Linked DNA regions of Homo sapiens: region 2 is linked to region 1. Evidence: chromatin loops called from intact Hi-C (ENCODE). Cell type or tissue: gastrocnemius medialis. All regions are shown on one strand. Links, peaks and the distances in the headings refer to the core of each region. The heading gives the core; the rest is flanking DNA. Region 1 overlaps LCLAT1 (lysocardiolipin acyltransferase 1). Region 2 overlaps LCLAT1 (lysocardiolipin acyltransferase 1).

Region 1 (2,922 bases), core at 273-2,772:
GACAAAGTGACCTCTAAGTCTCATCTAAGATTCTAAAACATTTCACTGCTATGCCTCTTTTAGCACAGAAATGTGCTCCTTAAAAATAGTAAGACAAGAAAAATCTTGCCAACAAAATCATTTTAATCCACAAGAGAAACTTAATGAAAGAGAAGATCATTTTGTGACTATTTTTGTGAAGCAATAATTAGTTTAAGTGCATTTATCCTAATTTATTTTTAGTGGAAAATTATTTTTAACTGTTTGGGATTGCTTAAAATAAAGTACATCAATAAGGGATAGAAGAAAAGCTTTTAGATTAAATTCACTCTGAATTTAAAAAGAATATATTTTATTATTGCTTAAAAACTCCTTTAGCTCCTTGTACGAGTATGAGATAAAAGGTGATAAAAGACACCCTTGATGGTTCTTCTCTGTTTCCTTCAACAGAGATGTTCACTATCTCAAAACTAGAATATCAATTTTTCTGTAACCTAGCTATAAGGAATTCAACATCTATACATTTCTTAACTAAAAAAACTTTCTCTGTCTGATATGCTGTAACTAGTAAACTAAACAGCTGAGTGACAGCAGTTTTCCAAATGTATACTAATTTTTTACTAGTACTGTGGTAGTTAAATCTTACCCATGTGTTAAACTGTCCAAACAGCTAATAAGACAAAAGTTAGGAATAGGTGAAATTATCTTTGAAAATCTCATAGGATGGTGCATCTCAAAAGATCACACTATCAGTAAGTCCAGCTCAGCCAATCTTCTCCCAAAATTGTACTATATTGATATTACCCTACCTGACCATCAGACAAAGTGATTGGTTTGTATATTGTTTAAAAATATCTATCTTTAAACACAAGAATCACACTCAGCAGAGAACCACTCATATTTCCTATTTCATCTCACATGAAGCAGAAAAAAATTCATTCTCTTCTCTGCCCACTCTTCCCTTACCTTAGTGCATGTAATTGAAACTGTACAAATACTGTAGGTGTATAATGTAATTCTGCAGTAATAGTAATGCTACTAGCAGTAATAATAGCAGAAATAGCTATTGCAGAATTTGTTTGGTAACTTGTCCTATAAATACCAGCATTTCTTCCAGATTAAGAATTTTAACTGTGCACATGGCTGCCCAGAAAAAAAAGACATTTCCCAGATTCTATTACAGCTTTTAGCTGCTCTTACCAATAGAGTAAGCAAAAGTGATATGTGCAACTTGCTATGTACTACACACGTGAGTCACTGGTATAGAAAGAAAGCATTTGCTCTGGACTTCCTCCAGAGTGGGGCAAAGAAGTGGCAGTGACCCAGTCTTGACCAAATACAAGAGGACATTATACCAGGCTGGAGGCCAAGCTAGGTGGATTAACAGGATAGAAGACATCTGAACCCTTTGATGACATCAGGGACCGTAGGGACCTTGCCAGCCTGGACCTGTAAGTCAATATAGTTCTACTGTATTGGAGCCACTATATTTTGAATTTTCTCCAAAACACCAGTTTAGCCTAAAATTAATATAAAAGCAAAACTAAAACTAAAACTAAAATTAATATAATACCAAATATTTACCGGGTACTTACCAAATGGCAAGCATTATACTAAAAAGGCTATATATTTATTACCTCATTTAGTCATTACAATGACTCTCTGATGTAAGTAGGTAGTATTAAGACTCCTTTTTATAGAGATGAAGAAACAAAAGCTTACAATGAGGCTAAGGAGCTTAGCCAAGTTCAAATGACTAGAAAGTGGGAAGGCCAATAGTGAAACCAAATATCTGTCTGCAATGTCTGTGAAAATAAGCACTCTGCTTATGCTCGCTCTCCAAAAATTAGAGTGACTGGACACTGTAAAGCATTACAACTGTAGTAATTTTTACCAATTCTCAGAACTCTCAAGGTTTTGGCAGAAAGATTCAACAAAAATGTGTGGTTCATAATTAAAGGATTATATACTATAGAAAACTGATGACATTTAGAAAATGGAGTACAGTAACAATACATGACTGTTACAAAAAATCTTTTACCTCTGAATGTTTGCTTTACAATCAGATATACAATTCTGAATCCAGAATAGATCTCAAAGATCATTTACTCCAATTTCTTTATTTTACAGATGATGAAACAAACACTAAAAATAGTTACATAAATGACATGAAAACAGTCAAATGTTTCAATAGGAAATGTCTCTGATTTTATGATGACAGCAAAATTACTTAACATACAGTTTGTAGATGACGTTTTAGAAGTATCTACTTGTGATGATTAATATTACATAAACTGAACAGTATTCTTATTTTACTTAATATATGTATATAGAGAAATACCCACCTTGTAAATAGAGAGTGATAGTGGTTAAGCAGCAACAAAAAATGAGTATTTTATGGCAAATGGTATGTTTAGGGTTGCAATGAAACACTGGGCTTCATATCTTTAAAGCTAATTTAAAAATGTAACTCTAAAAATTAATAGTCTTAGAAGTCAACTTCTGTCCTCTAAAAAAAGAAAAAGACTTTTAGTCACATGAAAGCCAGAAAAGAAATTAGTCAAGCTCTGTAAATCTACAATTAGGATAAGATATTTTAGGTAGAGGACTATTATCTCCTCAAGGACAGAGATCATATCTGTCCTGTTCATCACTGCATCCTAGCAAAATGCTAGGTACGTGGTAGACAATAAAAAATTGCTGGATGAACATTAAGAGATCCTGCCAACTACTCTTGCAATCCAATCACAAAACAAAGCATACTTATATTAAAAAAGCAAGAAGAAATTTTGCCTAAAAGACTGGCCCTGACAGAGTAAAAGGTACTAGACATCATCCAGCTGACTTAAAGGAAAATATGGCTATAATTAATAAATAGATGAGAAATCTCAAGAAAGTAACAGAACCAATAAAGAACCCAAAATAAATTCCAGAACTTACAGT
Region 2 (2,922 bases), core at 265-2,764, 57 kb before region 1:
GATGTTATAGTGGATTATGGTGAGTATCATGAGTGGTATCCTTAAAAGAAGTGGGAAGTCACAGGGCAGAAGGCCATACAAAGATGGAGGCCATATAAAGACTGGAGTCATGCTGCCATAAATCAAGGAATGCCTAAGACTGATGGCAACCAAGAAGAGGCAAGGAAGGACTCTTCCCCAAAGCCTTCAGAGGGAGCGTGGCTCTGCCAATACCTTGATTTCAGGTTTCTAGCTTACAGACTGTGAGAGAATAAATTCCTACTGGGTTTTTTTTTTTTTTTTTTTTTGAGACGGAGTCTTGCTCTGTCACCCAGGCTGGAGTGCAGTGGCGCGATCTCGGCTTCGCAAGCTCCGCCTCCCGGGTTGACGCCATTCCCCTGCCTCAGCCTCTGGAGTAGCTGGGACTACAGGTGCCCACCATCACGTCTGGCTAATTTTTTTGTATTTTTTTAGTAGAGATGGGGTTTCACGTGTTAGCCAGGATGGTCTCGATCTCCGGACCTCGTGATCTGCCTGCCTCAGCTTCCCAAATTACAGGCGTGAGCCACCACGCCCGGCCATTCCTACTGTTTTAAGCAACCTAGTTTATGATAATTTGTTACAGCAGCCCTAGAAAATTAATACAGCAACCAAGAGTTTATTTGGCAGTAATCTGCATGGTTTAGGGGATTTTCTCCAGCAGAGCTAAATGCTAGTACAGGTATAGAGAAGGCAAGCAGCAGGCAAGACCCAGGAATGCACTTCTGCTGACTGTGTGCCACCCAAGAGCAACAGGGATAAGGTGTTCAAATACTAGCAAGAGTTTGGTTTAAACAATGGACCACAGAGTATAACCGATAAGAGAGAAAAGCATGAACACAGAAGGATGATTATGGATAGGGAAAAAGCATAAGGGTATTAAGGGAAGAGAGATCTTAATGAGAGTAAAAACAGCCTAGAGAGTGAGATGTTGCAATTTAACGTTTAACAGGTGGAGCAATTCCTGAAGACAAGATCCAAACTATGAAGTAGTGTGAATAATGAGGAGATCATGGAACTGGCATGAGTTATCATGCAGACGGTGAACTTACCTAAGAATGTGGCTAGACTAGAGAGGGAATGGAAGACTGAGCCAGGTGCTAAGTCTCCCCTCTCCAGTGAAATGAAGGCTGAGGCAGAGGATGTAGTGAAGGGTTGACTGATTTCTGAGAGAGGTAAAAGTTGCTATATTTAGATGACAAAAGGCTCAAAAAAATGTTTTTTGACTCGGTATTTTTTTTTACCGAGGATGGATAAATCAGAGGTAAATTAAGAACATTATATGGTAGTGAGATATGAGAAAATGAACAGCGCTTGAGAGGGAAACAAGGAAGAGGCATGGAGTCAGGAGACAGCTATGTTTTAATGAAGGCAATAAGGCAGATAGCATGGTCAACACAGAGGTAGTTTGAAAAATGAGCCCATCATCGTGATGATCAAGATTATTTCTCATTTACCCCATAGAGACTGTAACTTGGCTACAACATCACTCTGATATATAAAACCTTACCTCTACTCATGTCCTTTAGGTAAGCCTAGAGGGTTTTTTTTTTTTTTTTTTTTTGAAATATAGTAATATTGGTTCCTTATCAGGGCAGCAAGTGGTTCTTCCACTGGCAAACTTTTCCGATCACCCAAATCACCGGCACAAAGGAACATTGTTGGAAAGATCACTGATGCTTTATGATGTGCTTGAGACATCACTGAAGAACATAAAACTTTTATATTAGTCTAGAATATAGCCAGTTTTTATGGATTCTAATTATTACAGAGGCCTGATGGCCCTGAAGAAGATAAAAGTTGGACTAACTGCCATCATAGAACATTTTTTGCTAAGCTGCATCAGTATCTACAACCAAGTTTTGCTACTTAGAAAGCACTGTCTAATTATACACAGACAATAAACTAGAAAGAATTACAGCAAGAAATCCAGAGAACCTTCCAGGATATTGTCAGAGTGTGGCCATACACCATCAAGCTCTATACCATACAAAGCAGTGATATTCTTTAACCCTCTTTAAGACTGTGACATCTGTACCTACCATACACATTATATCTTGAATGAATTCATTAAAGTCAACAAGAAGCCTTCCTTATTATTAAAGCCATTCTAAATGTGATTCAGCCAGCCAGAACAGTTAAGAACAACTGCAACAACAACAAAGCTATTTTTGGCTAGATGCATTGAGTGCGGGTAAAAAAAGGAAGCAAGAACAGGGTAGTCAACAGGCTAACAGGGTAGAGAAGAGAGGTTCACGCATGTAACTACAACACTGAGGAATCTTAATAGACATACAGTTAAACTGCTACACGGATTCAGAAAAAGAAAAGACCAGTTTGGCTGACGGGATCCAAGAAGATGGCCACAAATAGAAATAAAAACAAACACTGCATGTTCTCACTCATAGGTGGGAGTTGAACAATGAGAACACATGGACACAGGGAGGGGAACAACACACACCAGGGCCTGCTGAGAGGTGGGGGGCGAGGGGAGGGAAGTTAGAGGAAGGGTCAACAGGTGCGGCAAACCACTTTGGCACACGTATCCCTAAGTAACAAACCTGCACGTTCTGCATATGTATCCTGGAACTTAAAAGGAAAGAAAAGAGCCCTTCCCTTATCTTCTTGTTTATTTCAAACATTCCCACCTAATTCAACATGAAAAAAACCAAACCAAAGCAAATTTAAAATCCTGAGTGGCTACACAAACACCACATATAATATACATACCAATAATTAGAAGCCTGAAAAATCCAATGGGTAGAAATTTAACAGTATTGGTAAAGACTGCCACAGAAATGATGGCAGCTCACTCGTCAAGATTCATTTTCTTCTTTTCTCTCCATTTGCTATCACTTAATATAATACACTGGCCAAATTCGGACAATTTCAGCAGATGGACCT

What was found. Hi-C counts contacts between places; a loop is a spot of excess contacts. Peaks named below come from ENCODE experiments on the same cell type or tissue, not always from the same donor. Only the 100,000 strongest peaks of a DNase experiment are listed, where the experiment ranks them.
Region 2: a loop joins it to region 1, with 1.8 times the contacts of the local background. A loop is called at or near these places in 2 of 110 quality-filtered maps.

The regions. Positions count from the first base shown.
Region 1 is chr2:30,526,438-30,529,359 of GRCh38, reverse strand. The region is part of intron 2 of LCLAT1 (lysocardiolipin acyltransferase 1); the gene reads right to left. Among named protein-coding and RNA genes, the nearest start is that of LCLAT1, 81 kb to the right of the region's middle. In gastrocnemius medialis, for the core only: no CTCF peak of the experiment used is centred there; a DNase peak (open chromatin) is centred at 1,339; H3K27ac peaks cover 888 bases.
Region 2 is chr2:30,583,607-30,586,528 of GRCh38, reverse strand. The region is part of intron 5 of LCLAT1 (lysocardiolipin acyltransferase 1); the gene reads right to left. Among named protein-coding and RNA genes, the nearest start is that of LCLAT1, 140 kb to the right of the region's middle. In gastrocnemius medialis, for the core only: no CTCF peak of the experiment used is centred there; no DNase peak of the experiment used is centred there; H3K27ac peaks cover 1,118 bases.